Linked DNA regions of Homo sapiens: region 2 is linked to region 1. A link is an interaction called in ENCODE POLR2A ChIA-PET data of the cell type or tissue named here. Cell type or tissue: Panc1. All regions are shown on one strand. Each heading gives the region's core, and the rest is flanking DNA. Links, peaks and the distances in the headings are about the cores only. Region 1 holds the start of LOC124904202 (a long non-coding RNA gene). Region 2 overlaps AK5 (adenylate kinase 5).

Evidence for each region. ChIA-PET counts read pairs that join two places held together with the same protein. Peaks named below come from ENCODE experiments on the same cell type or tissue, not always from the same donor. Only the 100,000 strongest peaks of a DNase experiment are listed, where the experiment ranks them.
Region 2: POLR2A ChIA-PET joins it to region 1 with 10 read pairs; 3 of 35 experiments call an interaction of 5 or more read pairs at or near these places.

What each region holds. Positions count from the first base shown.
Region 1 is chr1:77,435,339-77,443,953 of GRCh38, forward strand. All of the region lies in intron 8 of AK5 (adenylate kinase 5), which reads left to right. It overlaps LOC124904202 (a long non-coding RNA gene), which reads right to left and starts at 2,266. Exons shown (of 2, transcript XR_007066178.1): 1 at 2,082-2,266. In Panc1, for the core only: no CTCF peak of the experiment used is centred there; no DNase peak of the experiment used is centred there.
Region 2 is chr1:77,334,691-77,343,305 of GRCh38, forward strand. It overlaps AK5 (adenylate kinase 5), which reads left to right. Exons shown (of 14, transcript NM_174858.3): 6 at 5,687-5,878. Among named protein-coding and RNA genes, the nearest start is that of AK5, 57 kb to the left of the region's middle. In Panc1, for the core only: no CTCF peak of the experiment used is centred there; a DNase peak (open chromatin) is centred at 8,301.

The sequences.
Region 1 (8,615 bases), core at 445-8,444:
TAGGGAAAGTAAATAGACTGTAAAACAGAGGCTGGGCATGGTGGCTCACGCCTGTAATCCCAGCACTTTGGGAGGCTGAAGCCAGGGGATCACAGGGTGAAGAGACCGAGACCATCGTGGCCTACATGGTGAAACCCCATCTCCATTAAAAATATAAAAATTAGCTTGGCATGGTGGCGTACACCTGCAGTCCCAGCTACTCAGGAGGCTGAGGCAGGAGAATCGTTTGAACCCGGAAGGCAGAAGTTGCAGTGAGCCAAGATGGCGCCAGCACTCCAGCCTGGTGACAGAGCAAGACTCTGTCTCAAAAAAAAAAAAAAAAGAAGCTGCAGTTTAGAAGATGGCTGAAATTTTACAGAATTAAAAATCAAAGACTTTCACAAATTTTACTAAGAGCAGATTAGTACTTCAAGAAAACTCTGTTGTTCTAATATAAGAAACCAAAATCTTAGTTTTATATCTTAGTTGTAAATTAAGTTTTAACTTATAAACTAAGTTATGTATATAATCCTTAATCCTTAGAAAGATATACATAATTCCCTTTTATTTATAGCAAACTTGATTACACACACAAAACTCCTTTTATAAAATTCATCCCTCAAAAACCTTTCACGATCTGCACAGACCTTTGATGGCATGCTTAAGCCGTTAGTTTTGTCCTATACATTCGCTTTTTAAAATAACAAGTCACCTTAGGATAAAAATTTACTTTCCTTGTTCCCTTGTTATTTTGAAAAATTATTCACTTCTAACATTCCATGCCAAAAATACATCTTCACACTTAAAACTTTCTTCACATCTCTGTTTCCTACTTACTGGTTCCTTTCTGTCTTGTTTCTATTTCCTTTCTAAATTCGTATTTTGAAACAATCTTTAAATAACCTCTAAATTAGACAAATTTTTCTTTTTCTCAACAAAGAACATATTTTTATCCCTTTCTTATAACTTCTCCTCCCAAAACACATTTTACATTTATTGGTATGCTTTGTATACAGAATTATATATGTTAATTAAAATTCAAACTCTTAGTAACATTAATTTCTAATGAAAGTGTAGGAAGCAAGAAATTTTGAACTGTTCCATATCAGTATTTTATATATAAGAATGATTTTATAATTTTGGAAACATGTTTCCTCATAATTTTAATGTGTATTAATGAACCCAAATATATTTGTTTTTCTATAAAATTTAAGAAGCCAAGAACAAACTTATATTTGTGTTCAGCAATTTGTTTCAATATTTTATCTTATTTTGAAATGACCCAGATACTTAATGAGTATCTGTTACTTAATTTAACATAACTTTAAAATTTTAAGTTATCAAAAAGATTTTTTGAAACTAAGAAGAATTAATTTATAAATGATTATACCATTTACATTCACCTAATTTGTTTATTTTTAACAATTATAACTATATTACTTATGAAAACTAAGATATTAGACAAGGCTAGTAATTATTTCAGGCTAATTCCTTGTTAGCCGTTTTTACAGGCTGTGACTATTAAGCATTCCTCACCCAACTAAGAACCATAAAGTTAAATACTTCAGTATCTTGCCAATAACTCAGAAAATACAGCTGCTTTCATTAAATCAACAATATTAAATTAGTATTACTTATCAAGGAATTACATAAACAAAGATCGTTCTCTTTTTAGGATGGATTCATAGTTCTATGACATTCATGTCAAACACTGACTCCTTAAAATATATCTAACAAAGATAAATGTAAAACTGCCTGACCAGTAAACTCAGGCACAAATCTTTGCTGACAATTCTTAAGACATTTCTGTTTTTATTTTATCAACAATTTTAAAATCAGTTTACTTATCAAACATTTACCCAAGTCAGGTGAACTTAAAAACTTTGAGGTGGCTATTATGTTTTTGATAACATACTTGATTGAAGTGCTTAATTTTTCCCTTTAATTAATTAATTAATTAGCTCTTTGATATATTTTGGTAGAAAAATACATACATGCAACATAAAAACATACAGACAACATGAATACATCGAAGCAGATTCTTTAGCTTTCATTTTGAAATGTTAATCATGAGACAGCAAAACATAGTAATTTAAACTTACCAGTTTATAAAAGGACAGTTGAATCCAAATTATATTTCTGACAAAATGGGACCTGTTCACATGGCTAAATTTTATTTGCCCTGATAGGTGATCTTATGAAGGCTGTGGACCAAAGCTTTGGGTAAAGCAGTTTCCACAGCAGTTTGATTTTTAGAAACCTCTTTTTCTCCTTCAAGTTTTAAACTGGTACAGAGGTTAAATATTCAAACATTTTCATTTTAGATAGCACCAACTAAATTGTGTAGAAAAACAAAATACCCCGGTGGCCTTGAATTCCGGCAATAAATTTATCTTTTTATTTGTTTGTCTGATTTACTTGATTAGTCGATGCAGGCAGGAAAGCATTTTAGAAAAAGGTATTTAAAGGGTTTTTTTTTCCCCTCAGCTTTTCCTGGCTCACATACAGCAGACAAAGCAAAATTTTTATGTCAAAGATACCTTCTATTATTCCCCTGAGCTCAAGATTTCGACCTGTTTGATCTGAGAGCCTAACTTTTGTAAACCTTAATCTAGTTCTTTCCTTCTTAGACTATCTAGCTTTTAATTAACTAAAGCAATTGTTAAATCACCCTAAGCAATTGCTAGTCAATCAAAACTAAATTAACATTTCCAAAAGGGATGACTCTTAGGTGTACTGGATAGCTTGTTGGCTGTCATGGAACTACTGTAATTTGAAAGCCCTCTCTTTTTTTGTTATTTTGGCTGAAATGCTCTTTAAAAAACTTGTAAGTAGCTTTGGAAACTAGCAAAATTAGGTTATTTTAATACAAGTGAAAAAGCAGATTCAGAGAAGCAGAGATGGGGAAAAAAAGGAGAAAAAAAGAAGTTGAGAGCCTCTACATACCAGCATTTTGTTTTAACCCTATATTTGGTACAAAAAAAAAAAAAAAAAAAAAAAAAAAAAACAAGCTTGGGGAGTTCAAATAACGCCTAAGATGGCCATTGGTTTAAAAACATGCATGAGGAAAAACCATGTAGCTGGCTGGAGTCCCAGAAAAACTGGCATGCCTTAATGTTTGAGAATCTCGTTTTGTTTCTTATTAATCTCTTGAGAGAAAAGAAATCTATGCATTCTATCAGGGAATGTCAGGAGTTTGGTATTTTAGATAGTGGCTTTTAATTGGCCATCTCACACCTACCACTTTGTATGTTTATTTTTGCTCTGGGAAGATGTTCAAAAGCAAGCAAGAAGAGAAAAAAAGTACAAGATTCAAATTATTTATAGATGTGCATAACCAGACCAAAATGAAACCAAAATTAGAGTGCTCACAAAAATGTTAAGCCAGGCATGCTAATCAACCAAAATATCAAACTAGGCATGCAGACCAAAAGTGAATTCACCAGAAGAGACATGCATCACAAACAAAGTACACGTTCTATAAAAACCAGAGTACTCGAACCAGAAGAACATTGTCCTTAAACCAGAAAGGGCTTGCCAGAAAAGACAAAAGTTTTTATCATTCCAGGGGGAATGCAAGGTCCATTATTAAGGTGGCCTTACAATCAAATCAGATCCCAAATAATGTCCAAAAAACTCACCAAAGGGAGAGAGTCAGAAAATCTGAGAAGAAATTCTCCAGGACCAAAAAGGCGACTCGTAGAAACGAAGAGCACAAAGGGCTCAGGTGATACTGCTCTCCATTTCAGGGGCTGATAATCTATCTAAGGTGAGCTGACTTAGATCTCACTTCTGACACCATTTATATAATCCTAAATAAGAGAGAGAGAGACTCTCTGAAAGAAAATAATATTTATTTGGGAATGTACATTGCCATGGGAATACATTTGCTGTAGTAATCTATGTGCATATTTAGGGAGGCAAAGGAAGCGAACATTTTCTAAAGGAAAAATGAGGAAGATTACATAATTTTTATTGATACATATTGTACATATGGGGAACAGGTGATATTTTGGTGCACGCATACAATGTGTAATGATCAGGTAATTAGGATATCTATCACCTCAAACATTTATCATTTCTTTACATTGGGAACATTACAAATCTAGCCATTTTGAAATACACAATGAATTATTAACTATAGTCACCCTACTTTGCTATCAAAAACTAGAAATTATTCTTTTTATCTAACTGCATTTTTATACCCATTAACCAACCTCTCTTCACCTCCTCTCCCTCATCACTCTTCCTAGCCTCTGGTAACCAACATTTAACTCTCTGCCTCCATGATATTTACTTTTTTAGCCCTTGCATATGAGTCAGAACTGTGATATTTATCTTTTTGTGCCTGGCTTATTTCACTTAACATAATGTCCTCCAGTTCCATCCATATTGCTGCAAATGACAGTATTTATATAAAATTTGGCCATAAAAAAGAATATGTATGTATATACATATATATGTATGTATACATGTATATGTATATACATACATATATATGTATGTATGTATATCTCATTTTCCTTATTCATTCATCCATTGATGGACACTCAGGTTGATTCCATATCTTTGTTATTGTAAACAGTGCTGCAATAAACTTGGAAGTGCTATATCTCTTCAGCATACTGCTTTCTGGGGTTTTGTATATCCTTTGTTCTTGCTTTCTTATTTATTGTTATTGCAGTTTGGTGGGTTTTTTGTAGTGATAAGCTTTGATTCTTTTCTTTCTCTTTGGTGTATCTATTCCACCAGTGAGTTTTATACTTTCATGTTTTTTCGTAATGATGATGATGATCTTTTTGCTTCCAGGTGTAGGGCTCCCTTGAGCATTTCTTGTGAAGCCAGTCTAGTGCTTTCAAATTTTCTCAGTTTTTGGTTGTCTGGGAAAGACTTTATTTCTCCCTCATTTCTGAAGGGTAGTTTTGTTGGATATGCTATTCTTGACTGACAATTTTTTGCCATTCTTTGAATATGTCATCTCATTTTCTTCTGGCCTATAAGGTTTCTCCTGAGAAATCTGCTGTTCCTCTAATAGGGATTCCCTTATAAGTAGCTCTATGCTTTTCTCTTACTGTTTTTAAAATTCTCTCTTTGCCTTTGATTTTTGATAATTTGACTATAGTGTACTTTGGAGAGGACTTTTTGGGTTGAATCTGTTTGGGGACTTTTGAGCTTCCTGGATTTGAATGTCCATATATCCCCTCAGACTTGGGAAGTTTCTAGCTATTACATCATTAAATAGGCTTTTTTACACCCTTTACAACATCTTCTCTTTCTGAAACTTCCAACTTCCAGAATAAAAATATTTGTTCACTTAATGGTGTCCCATAAGTCTTGTAGGCTGTCTTCAGTCTTTTGTCTTTTTCATTCTTTTTTTTTCTCTAACTGTATAATTTATAATGGCCTATATTCAAGTTCAGAGGCTCTTTTTTTTTTTGTTGTTTTGTTTTTTGAGACAGTCTCACTCTGTCACCCAGGCTGGAGTGCAATGGCATGCAATCTCAGCTCACTGCAACCTCCACCTCCCAGGTTTAAGCTATTCTTCTGCCTCAGCCTCCCAAGAAGCTGGGATTACAGGAGCCCACCATGCCCAGCTAATTTTTGTATTTTTAGTAGAGACGGGGTTTCGCCATGTTGGCCAGGCTGGTCTCCAACTCCTGACCTCAGGTAATTCACCTGCCTTGGCCTCCCAAAGTGCTGAGATTACAGGCGTGAGCCACCGTGCTCAGCCAGAGGTTCTTTGTTCTGCTTGATAAAGTCTGCTTTTTCAGCTCTCTATTGCATTTTTTATTTCATTAATTGAATTCTTTAGCTGCGGGATTTCTGTTTGGTTTTTTAAATGATATCTCTGTTGTACTTCTCATTCATATCATGAATTGTTTTCTTGATTTTATTGAATTGTCCATCTGTATTTTCTAGTACATCATTGAGTTTCCTTAAGATAATTATTTTTTAATTCCTTTTCCATCAATTCATTGATTTACTTTTTATTGGGGTCTCTTACTAGAGAGTTATGTTCCTTTAGTGATATTAAACTTCCATGCTCTTTTATGTTTTATGTGTCCCTGCATTCATGTCTGTGCATTTAGTGGAACAATCACCTCTTCCAAACTTTCTAGAGTGGCTTTCATAGAAAAAGACTCATCTACAGTTGGGTCCTGGTGTGCTCGTTGGGAAAGATGTGGTGACTCTGTTTCCAAGTAGGTGCCATTTTATAGTCTCTCTGCAGCTTCTCTGGCTGTGTTGAACATCAGTAATAACTGTAGGCACCTCAGTGGTTTAGGCTGTAGGACTTTGTGGTAGCTGTAGTGGCAGTGTTTATTGTTAATATCCTCAGTGGCAAGGGCTTCCGGGGTCTTCCTATTCTTATTTTCCCCACAATGGGGACACTTAGCTGAGAGGATCCTTCTTGATGTCAGGTCTGACACAGCCTAGAAGCAATTGCAGTGGCACTGGTCACAGAGGCAGGTGCCCAGAGTGGCTGTGGGGCCAGAGTTCTGTGCTCAAGATCTCTCAAACCTATTGTGACACTTGGGTATTGGGGTGCAGATTTGCTCTCTGTGGCAGCGTTGGAGGTAGGTTGTTCACAGAGCCAGGATCTGTGACTCTGAGGTACCCCCTAGCAGCTTGGGTCCAGGAGGTTGGGTTGTAGCTGTGATTCTGCCCTGGGAGGCAGGGCACAGCCCTGGCCTGACTCCAAGAAATAAAGGATACTCTGGAGGTTTTAGCCCAGGGCACAGGATATGGCTGCAATTTGGAAGCCTGAACCAGTAGGGCTTGGTGGCAACTCGGGTCCCTAGACATGAGGCACTGTGTAGTGGTAACAGATGGGGAAAGGTATGACAGTGGCTCAAAACTCAGCTTAGGGATGTCAAGCCATGGGCAGGGATGATTCAAAAGCAGTTTAGACTCAGGGATGAAAGACTGCCATGGCTACTCGCACCCAGAGCAAGATACACTCCAGCAGTAATTCCATTTCCAAGATGGTGTGTAGGGCAGTAGCCATGTGGGCACAGAGGGTGGGGCTCCTTCTCTAGAGGGAAGAGAGCTATATGGACTCCAGGCAGCTCCTTCAACTGGGCTTAAGTGCTTGTGAGGGCTGCAGAGGACCCCAGTGGTAAGGACTGTAGGTATCCAAGGTGCTGACAGGAGCTGCTGCGATCCTCTTGCTTACTTTTTCCCTATGGAGAGAAGTTCCTCCAGGTTCCCAGCTTATCCTAGCTGGGGGATAGGGTGGTGGAAGTCAGGTGTTTCCTTCTGTTCTCTGTGTGACCATCCTGAGTTTCTGTGCTCCCCGGAGTTTCTGTTATTGTTTGGATGTACTTCAGTGCCCTCCTTCAGTTATTTTTATTAAAATGTAATTATTTCTTCATTGTTTTATCTGTCTTTGTTGAGGGGACAAGCGCTAAGGACTTCTAGACAGCCATCTTGCTGATGTCACCATCTGCATAATTGTTTTGAGATAATTATCCTTGGCTGCAAGGATCAATAACAAGGATGGTGTCAGTCCAAGGTTGGATGGGCAATTGCTTGGCAGATGTCCTCCCAGAAGCATTTTTTGTGTCAAGTAGCAATGGCCTTTGTGTAAAATTGTGGGGTTTGCAGAATTTTTTTATTGTTTTATCAGGCATTTGTGCATGAGAACCCTTCCTTCATGACCTTCTCTGTCTCCATTTTTCAAGGTTGTTTTTAACACAACTGACTCCATTTTGATTCTGACAACTTTCACACCTACCGGGATTTAAAATTAAATTCTGCATCTTCTGACTTGAGATCTTCTGTAATAATTAAACATTAATTTCCTGCCACTGAACTCCTAAAGCATTAGAGGCTCATACCTTAAGTCTTAGCACTTGATTATACATGTTGAGTATCTCTTACTCAAAATTATTGAGACTAGAAGTGTTTGGGATTTCAGATTTTTTCTGGTCTGGGGTGCTCAACTGGTATTTAATTTTATAATTCATTGTGTACTGACTCGTATTACTCCCTAACTGTCTCCTGTATGCTATATGCATCCATTACAAACAAGAGCATGGAGTCTTAACCCAGATAGACATGGATCAAATTGCAAGGTGCAAGATACTTAACCTCTTCAAGCCTGCATTTGTCTGTAAAACTGACATAACTTGCAGACTATTTTGATTAAAAGAGATAATCTATGTAAAAGCACCTAGCACAGTAGACCATCCAGGAAGTATTTCTTCTTCTTTCTTTCCTTCTTGAGAGGGAGGGCCTATCAGTACTTCTTTTGTGTCCACTGCACTGTGACAGGGACACTGTAGAGATCCAAATAGATTTAATGAATAAAATAATAATGCCGCATTCCATGGCCAGAACAGAGTTTACTGTGGGGAGTCTGTGTGTGTGTGTGTGTGTGTGTGTGTGTGTGTGTGTGTGTGTGTGTTCAACTGAATTTCCATAGTGATATTGAGCTTCTAAATCAAGAAAAATATTTTTTTCTAATTTATTTTTTAAATATTTTAAGTAAACTTTATTGTATATGTGTAAGGTATACAACATGATGTTAAGAGATACATCTATATAGTAAAATAATTATTATAGTGGAACAGATTGACACATATGTCATCTCACATAGTTACCTTTTGTCCTACCCACCCACCCAAGACATGAGC
Region 2 (8,615 bases), core at 342-8,341, 100 kb before region 1:
AAACACATTCAATCACCTTAACACAATAAGAGTTTGAGAGTATCCTAAATGAAATTTAGTTATCTAAGGGTGGTTCACACATACTCTGATGGTATACCATTTTGGAGTCCAACAAAAGCCTGGGGGTGGGGTTTGGTGTGGTTACTTTCTAGAGCCTCTTCCCCTGGGTGGGCCCCATATATCACTTTTTGTCCCCTAACCCTGTGATCTGTTGAAAGCTCTGTCCAGAAATTACCTCCATGTTAAATGATAGCAAAGTCCAGTTGTCTGTCTTTTTTCCTTTTTTTAGAAAGTTTTTGTTTCAACTGTGATTTTCTCTTTTCTTTAGTACTTTACTTTCTGTTTTCTGACAGTTTAGCTTATCTGAATTATGGAGTCTAGACCTTCTAACACTTCTTCATAAAGAATAGGGCAGTCAAAAGTACTGACAGTTAAGAACAAGGAGCATTAAAATGAGCTCACTTTGCAGTCTGACACAATGAATATGTCTTTGCTTATACAAAGGCAGTCACAGGTTCTTTTAACAGAACAGTCATTCAAGTAAAGGCTTTAAAAATGGACAGAGGAAGATTGAGTTGTCTGTGTAATGAAAGAAGAAAAAAAGACTGAATTTGTTGATTCCGCAGGAGAAACAATATCAATAATTTGAAAGTTTACTTCCATGTAGACAAAAGTGATGCCTCAGTTTTTTGGGTTTTTTTTTTTTTTTGTAACTTATTTATTCACTCATTCAATCAGCACATATTTTTTGAGAACATACGCTAAGGAAAAGGATGCAAAGGATCTTATGACCACTGTTTTGTTTGCTGATACTTCTCAACATTTCACAGTGAATTTCTTAAAAACTTTCTGGGGTCTTCACATCTTTTAAAATAGAATGATGTCTGCTACTAAAGTTTTGGGAAAACATAAACAATTTAAGTATATTTTCCCTTTAAAATGGAGCACTATTGGAGAACATCAGGCCATAATGTATGCAGGGGTTACAAGGAATCCCATGAGCATCCTTATGGCTGGGGTGGAGCAGTCAGCTGATTACGCCTACCTGCTGTGGTGATCTTGGCTATTTTGTATTTTAATCTTTTTTACTCCCAGTCATATGTTATTTATCTATTTATCCAGGCTTAAAAACAGTGGAAATTTACTTCTCACAGTTCTGGAGGCTAAGAAGTGCAAGATCAAGGCACTGGCATATTTGGTGTCTAGTGAGGGCCTGCTTCCTGGTTCATAGCGGTCTTTTCTCTGTGCACTCACATGGTGAAAGGGACAGGGAATCTCTGGTTTCTATCTTATGAGGGCACCAATCTCATTCATGCTTTTTATTTATTTGTGTATTCATTGTATGTTTTTTGGTTTGAGGTTACCATGAGGCTTGCACATACTATCTTATAACCCTTTTTTTTTTTTTTTGAGATGGAGTCTCACTCTGTTGCCAGGCTGGAGTGCAGTGGCGCGATCTCATCTCACTGCAACCTCCGCCTCCCGGGTTCAAGTGATTCTCCTGCCTCAGCCTCCCGAATAGCTGGGACTACAGGCATGCGCCACCACGCCCAGCTACTTTTTGTATTTTTAGTGGAGACAGGGTTTCACCATGTTGGTCAGGATGGTCTCGATCTCTTAACCTCATGATCTGCCCACCTCAGCCTCCCAAAGTGCTAGGATTACAGGCATGAGCCACTGTACCTGGCCATAACCCATATTTTAATCTGATAACAACACTGTTTGCATAAACAAGCAAGCAAAAAGACAACTAATAAAAACTCTATGCCTTAACTTCATCCCCTCATTTTTAAACTTTTTTGTTGTTTTTATTTATATCTTATGTCTTGTAAAGTTATCATCGTTATTATTTTTGACTGGTGCATCATTTAGTCTTTCTACTTAGGATAAAAGTAGCTTACACACTACAGCTACAGTATTATAATATTCTGTGGTTTTTTTTGTGTGTGTGTACTTACTATTGCCAGTGAGTTTTCTACCTTCATATGATTTCTTATTGCTCATTAACTAACTTTTCTTTCTGGTTGAAGTACTCCCTTTAGCATTTCTTGTAGGACAGGTCTGGTGTTGATGAAATCTCTCAGCTTTTGTTTGTCTGGGAAAGTCTTTATTTCTCCTTCATGTTTGAAGGATATTTTTGCTGGATATGCTATTCCAGGGTAATGGTATTTTTTTCCTTCAGCATTTTAAATATGTCATGCTACTCTCTCCTGGCCTGTAAGGTTTCCACTGAACTAGTCATATGGCATTAATTTATACCAAGGAAAGACAGCAAATTAATCACAGTTATAACATTAAATAGCTTAGCAGATTCATTTCAAGGTCATCTTTTTCAGGCCTGAAGTTGCATTTATTGATCAAAAATCTTATGTATTCCACTCAATTTTTCTGTAAACCTAAAACTGCTTGGAAAAAGTCTAACTAAAAACATACATAAACAAAATGCAATTTTATTCAAAGTATTAAAAAACCACATAAATTTCAAGCTGTCGCTAGTGTTTCAAAAGCCAATACCTGTAGTAAAAGACAAAATATAGTGATGATTGTAATTGTTGTAGTAATCCCACATAGGTAGAAGGCTATCCATGGCCTTACTGTGTCAAGCAAAGAGAAGCACTTACATTAACAGACTAAAATAAACACAAAATGTATTAAAGTAAAACATTTCAGTGCAAAATGCAAAAATTTAAAAATGCAAGTTTTTATCTGCATTCAATGCTGAGTTAGAAGTTTTTTCTTATATTTTAATATGCGTTATCTCCAAACCAAGCACAATATATCATTTTATTTGTCAAAAAAATTTCTTATGTAATTTATTTAAAGTAAATTTTAAATTATATCTTTTATTATAGTGGCTGAAGCTGGATGTTACTGGTAATTATGTTAACTATGAATTTTATAACATAATATTTGATAAAAATAAAAGCTTTAACTTCAGGTAATCTCTTTATCATATATCATACAAATACTACAAGTGATTCTCTAATTTTTTAAGGTTTCTCAAAAATGATTTGCATGTTGTTTAAAAATTGGGAAATACTAACTTCTGAGTTGGGAGTTTATTCCTTACTTTGCAGCGGGGAAAACTGAGGTTCAAAGGGATTGAACAATTTGCACAAGGACAAACAACGAATAGAAGGCAGATTCTAGATTCAAACTCAGTATTGTCTGATTCTACAATCCATGCTCCTAATCACCTTTCCTAGCATACGCCTGTGCTTACACAGTGGCAATGAGAATTGAAGACGAGACATCTGAACAATGTTTTCTTTTTATTTTTTTTTTTTTTTTGAGACAGAGTCTTGCTCTTGTCACCCAGGCTGGAGTGCAATGGCACGATCTCAGCTCACTGCAACCTCCGCTTCCCGGGTTCAAGTGATTCTCCTGTCTCTGTGTCCTGAGTAGCTGGGACTACAGGCACACGCCATCGCACCCGGCTATTTTTTTTATTTTTAGTAGAGACGGGGTTTTGCCATTTTGGCCAGACTGGTCTCGAACTCCTGACCTCATGATCTGCCTGCCTCAGCTTCCCAAAGTGCTGGGATTACAGGCATGAGCCAATGCACCTGGCCATTTGAACAATGTTTTAAAGACAAAATCAATAGGCAACAGTGATAACTTGGATAGATAGAAGTTTAGATGGGTAAGGGTTAGAATAGATACTAAGTCTTCTAGCTAAGAGATTTAGGAAAGGAGTGTTGCTACAATAAAAATAAATAAGTTGAGATTTTATTTAGGTGGGAAGTTGCTGAGATTAATTTTTGGTCTTGCTGAGTCACAGGTAACATTCAGATGTAAATAGAGCTGTCACATAGACATTTGAAAACATAGAACTGGGTACTATTGAAAGTCAGTGCTGACAGTGTAGATTTGAACTTTATCAGCAAAAGGTAGTGGTTGAAACCAAAACAGTGGAAGGGCACTGAAAGAGTGAGAACCTGGAGAGGGAAGAGTATGATCTAAGCCTTGGAAAACACCCCCACTTCAGGGATCTGAGGAGGAACAAATGTGAGCAGAGGACAAAACAACAAAATAAAAAATAAGAAGTTAAAGGAGAACCAGGACCACATAGAATCATGAAAACTAAGAGATAGTAAATGTGGCTAAAATGTATTGAGCACCTGCCATGAAACATACATGCTATGTATTTTATATTATTTAATCTTCATAATAACTCAAGGAGGTAAGTTCCTGTATCTCTATTGACAGATAAGGACATAGAGGTTTAGCAAGATTAAATTATGTGCCTGTTGTTCAGCTAGTAAGTCCTGGGGCAAAAAAACTGGAATCCATGTCTTCCAGCCTCCCAAGTCCATTTTTTAACTAGTGGTCTCCAGAGTGCACAAAGCAAACCACTGTGATATGGGAAAAAAATCATTAAAATTACAATAATAGAATCCCATCCTTTAAAAATTGTATTTTCATATATATATTTTACAATGTGCATTCTGCACTAGTATAGTAATACATGCATATCATATGTACATGCATAATTTGTAAATTAATAAGTAATTGCGGCATATGCTTAAAACATTTACTAATGTGAAGAGGCAGTAAAACACTTTGGAGATTATTGCTTCAAACCACTATGCAAACTGTCTTTTTGCCTCGTCCCATTCTCAGTTGTAAGCTGCATTCACTTCATATAGTCGTGCTATGTTTTAAATGCAATGCTAGTTCTAATTTAGTTAAATAGAAACTTTTTACTTCATAGGTTCTTTTCATCCTACTTCTTAGTATTTTCTGAAATTTATGAAGACCTTTGGGCCTTTTAGTGCTTTGTGATAGTGAAAGGAACAGAGGCCTTAGACCAGACAGACTTGAGTTCAAACATTAACTTTTACTTTACTGACCATGTGATCTCAGACAAGTACTTAATTTCTCAGAGCCTCAGCTCATCTATGAAATGGAGATAACATTTACCTTGCAGATTGTTGTAAAATTTAGCAATATCTTTTTTTTTTTTTTTTTTTGAGATGGAGTCTTGCTCTGTCACCCAGGCTGGAGTGCAATGGCACAATCTCAGCTCACTGCAACCTCCACCTCCCAGGTTCAAGCAATTCTCTTGCCTTAGACTCCTGAGTAGCTGGGATTACAGGTGCGTGCCACCACCTGTAGAGACGGTTTCACCATGTTGGTCAGGCTGGTATTGAACTTCTGACCTCATGATTCTCCCGCCTCAGCCTCCCAAAGTGCTGAAATTACAGGTGTGAGCCACCACGCCCAGCCAGCAATATCTTAAGGAAACAGCATTGGGCCTGGCATACAGTAGATAATTTTTAAATGGCACCAAATAGTAATAATAACAATAGTACTTGTTTGCTGTAGAGAACATCTGTGGCCCAGTAGTTCCTCCCATCTAAAATCAAGTTGCATATATAATATTTTTAGCAAAGTTTGGCTGAGACTGTTCTTAATTCAACTTGGAAACTTATTTGAGCATATATAAAAAGTGTTGGCTACTGCATATGGCCACATGAGTTAGAGAATGCTATTTACATGGACTACAGTGGGAATGGCTGCTCCTGGCCTTGGGTAGAGCAGCAGCCCTGGAAATACACTGTCAAAAACATAGAGGGCCAAATATATGGCAGCCTCCACAGAACAAAAGGAAATGAATGCAGCTGCCCACACATGCATTAGTTGGTATGTTGAATGCCTCTCTATTTGTTGATGCTCTCCACAGATCTGTACCCCCGATTTGGTGGTATTCCTGGCTTGTGCTAATCAGAGACTCAAAGAAAGATTACTGAAGCGTGCAGAACAGCAGGGCCGACCAGACGACAATGTAAAAGCTACCCAAAGGAGACTAATGAACTTCAAGCAGAATGCTGCTCCATTGGTTAAATACTTCCAGGAAAAGGGGCTCATCATGACAGTAAGTTAGCTCGACTTTTACAAGTCCAATACAAGAGCGCTCTTTCAGATTTCTCATTAGCCCATGTTCTCATGTAGAAATCCTCTTTACCTTAAAAAGTGGCTTTTGGGGGGTACAGAACCAATGGAAAAAAATGTATCATTTTGACCTGATTTGCCTTTTTAAGCCATCATGTTTTTTTAAAAAAACTTTCTTTTTAATTTAATTGATTTTTATGAAAGAAGATAAATTTTAACCTTGGCCAAAATTCTGTAGTCCTCAAGTAAAAAAGTGTTTTAAAGTAACTGTCTGGGTGATTGTAAGCAATATTTGTCCAGTCTCTCCACTCTTTTGTCTGTCTTTGGAAGCCTAACAAAATTGATAGACTTATAACCACACAGTTGATGTGGGGTTATAATAGATTTAAGCGTTGTTTGTCATGATCTACTACATAAAGAAATGAGGTTCTGACTTCACAGAAAAAGTTTCCTAAGGGTTTGACTTGTCATAAAGAAGTGATAATGTATCAAAATGGGAGGTAGTCACCCTTCTGCTCCTTTGATACAATGCAAATATTAATGTTTTCCTAAATTTTTAGTTTGTTTTATGGCTAATGATATTCAATGTGCCAATGAAAGATGACACTGAATCATTAGTTTGTACAGTTTTTAGAATCTAGAACATTAGAGGTGAAGGTTCAGCTAAATTTATGATAATCACAGCATCAGATTCCAGCATTAAAGCGTAGAGGAGACAAAGAGGATAATGGGTCATCTGAAGAAAGCACTTTATGCAAGAGGACACTAAAACCACAGCAGCTGCTTGACAGCTAGATGGTGGCAGACCTTGGCAGAATCCTCCTCTCAGCCCTCGGGCCCGGGCCAGTGGACCAAAGAGTTTTGTGTAGTTGGGTTACAAGCCTCTGTAGAGAATCTAATCAAAGCGATGCATGCCCATCCCAATAAAAAGCACATAAAGACTTTTTTTCACAAATTTTAGGTAAATCAGCTGAAGCCCATCCAGAGAGCTCCTGTGATCTTGACAATTCCTGGGTTAAAACTCTCTTCATTAGACTAGGATGCCCTTAGACCTGAAAGAGACAGACATGACATTTGAAGAATAATTTCTTTGCAATCTTTTTAGCACCATAAAGAAATATTTAACGTGATTTGCTCTTTGAGTCAAAGTTGTCATGTCGCAGAGTTGTAAGTCTGATCTGGAAATTGTTCACAATGCCAGGGTTCATATTTTGATCTAAAGCAGGCATTGAGTAATTGAAAAGATTTGGGAAAATCAGGGTGGATGCTTCTGTGGCTATGTTTTGTTGGGGTTATTGTTTGGTTTTTGTTTTGTTTTGGTTTGGTTTTTTGAGTTGGAGTCTTGCTCTGTCACCTGGGCTGGAGTGCAATGGCGTGATCTCAGCTTACTGCAACCTCCATCTCCTGGGTTCAAGCGATTCTCCTACCTCAGCCTCCCAAGTAGCTGGGATTACAGGTGCACACCACCACGCCCAGCTAAATTTTTGTATTTTTAGTAGAGATGGGGTTTCACCATGTTGGCCAGGCTGGTCTTGAACTCCTGACCTCATGATCTGCCCACCTCGGCCTCCCAAAGTGCTAGGATTACAGGCTGTTGTTTGTTTTTCTCACCAGTTACCAACACTAACTTCCACATTGTATCATAAAAAAAGAAATTTGCCCTACAAACCAAACCCCAACTGTAAGGTGCAGGGCCAGATTTAATTGATGTTTGTAAGGCTCAAAGGTGTTACCAGAGTGTCTCTGATTACTCCCTGCTTGTCACATTCGTCATCACAAGCAGAGCAGATTTCTCAAATGAATGCGGAGTGGATATTATTAATTTACTAATATTTTGCATGGAGGTGAAATGCCATTGCCTCTAATTGAGGGAGTCAATAACAATGTGGATGACAGCCTGTAACCTCACTGCTAAAACCAAATGAGCTTTAAGATAAATGCTTCTAATTACTGACAGAAAACTTGCCTAGTAAAGTCGCCTTTTGGAAAGCAATGAACGCAAACACAGGCTAAGCTCTGGGGAATATAATTTGAAAAAATTTGACAAAGAAGCAAAACATGTGTCCTCTTTTAGAACCTGGATCATAGTTTATTGCTGGAATTAAAATATATTTGGTGACACTTCTGCTTTTAAAGATGAGTTAAATAATAAAAATGATCATTTGTATTAATAATAAGCATGTTAAGATTTTAATAAAAATCTGGGGGTTAATAGATCAAACCCAAATATTTCCTTTTCTCTGTAGTTTTTTTTTTTTCCTTTTCTCCCACCTGCCCCTCCTGATTCATTCATTTACTCATTCAGTAAATATTTACTGAAAACCAGGATACTCTGCTAGGGGACAGGGGTGCAGAGCTAAATAAACAAAGGGTAAGGATCTTTATTTTGGCACAGACATATTGCAGACACCTAGAACAGTACCTTCTCACTATATAGTAAGCTCCAGGAAATGAACAGAGCTTGCAGTGTGTGGAGAAAGAGACATTAAACAATCAGTTATTAAGTGTGATGACTGTTGAGTTATGTGTTATAATTGTGATGGATTATTAAGTGTGAAAATGTGCAGGGTGTCCTCACATATGTCATGCACTGTTTTAGGGATTGGGATTCCCTGTGGTGAATAAAATAGACTGTCTCCACACTCCAATAGCATTAATCACTTATCTCTGCACAAAGTTCTTAAGGGCCACAGAGACCATGTCCCTGTTTAGTCCAGTTG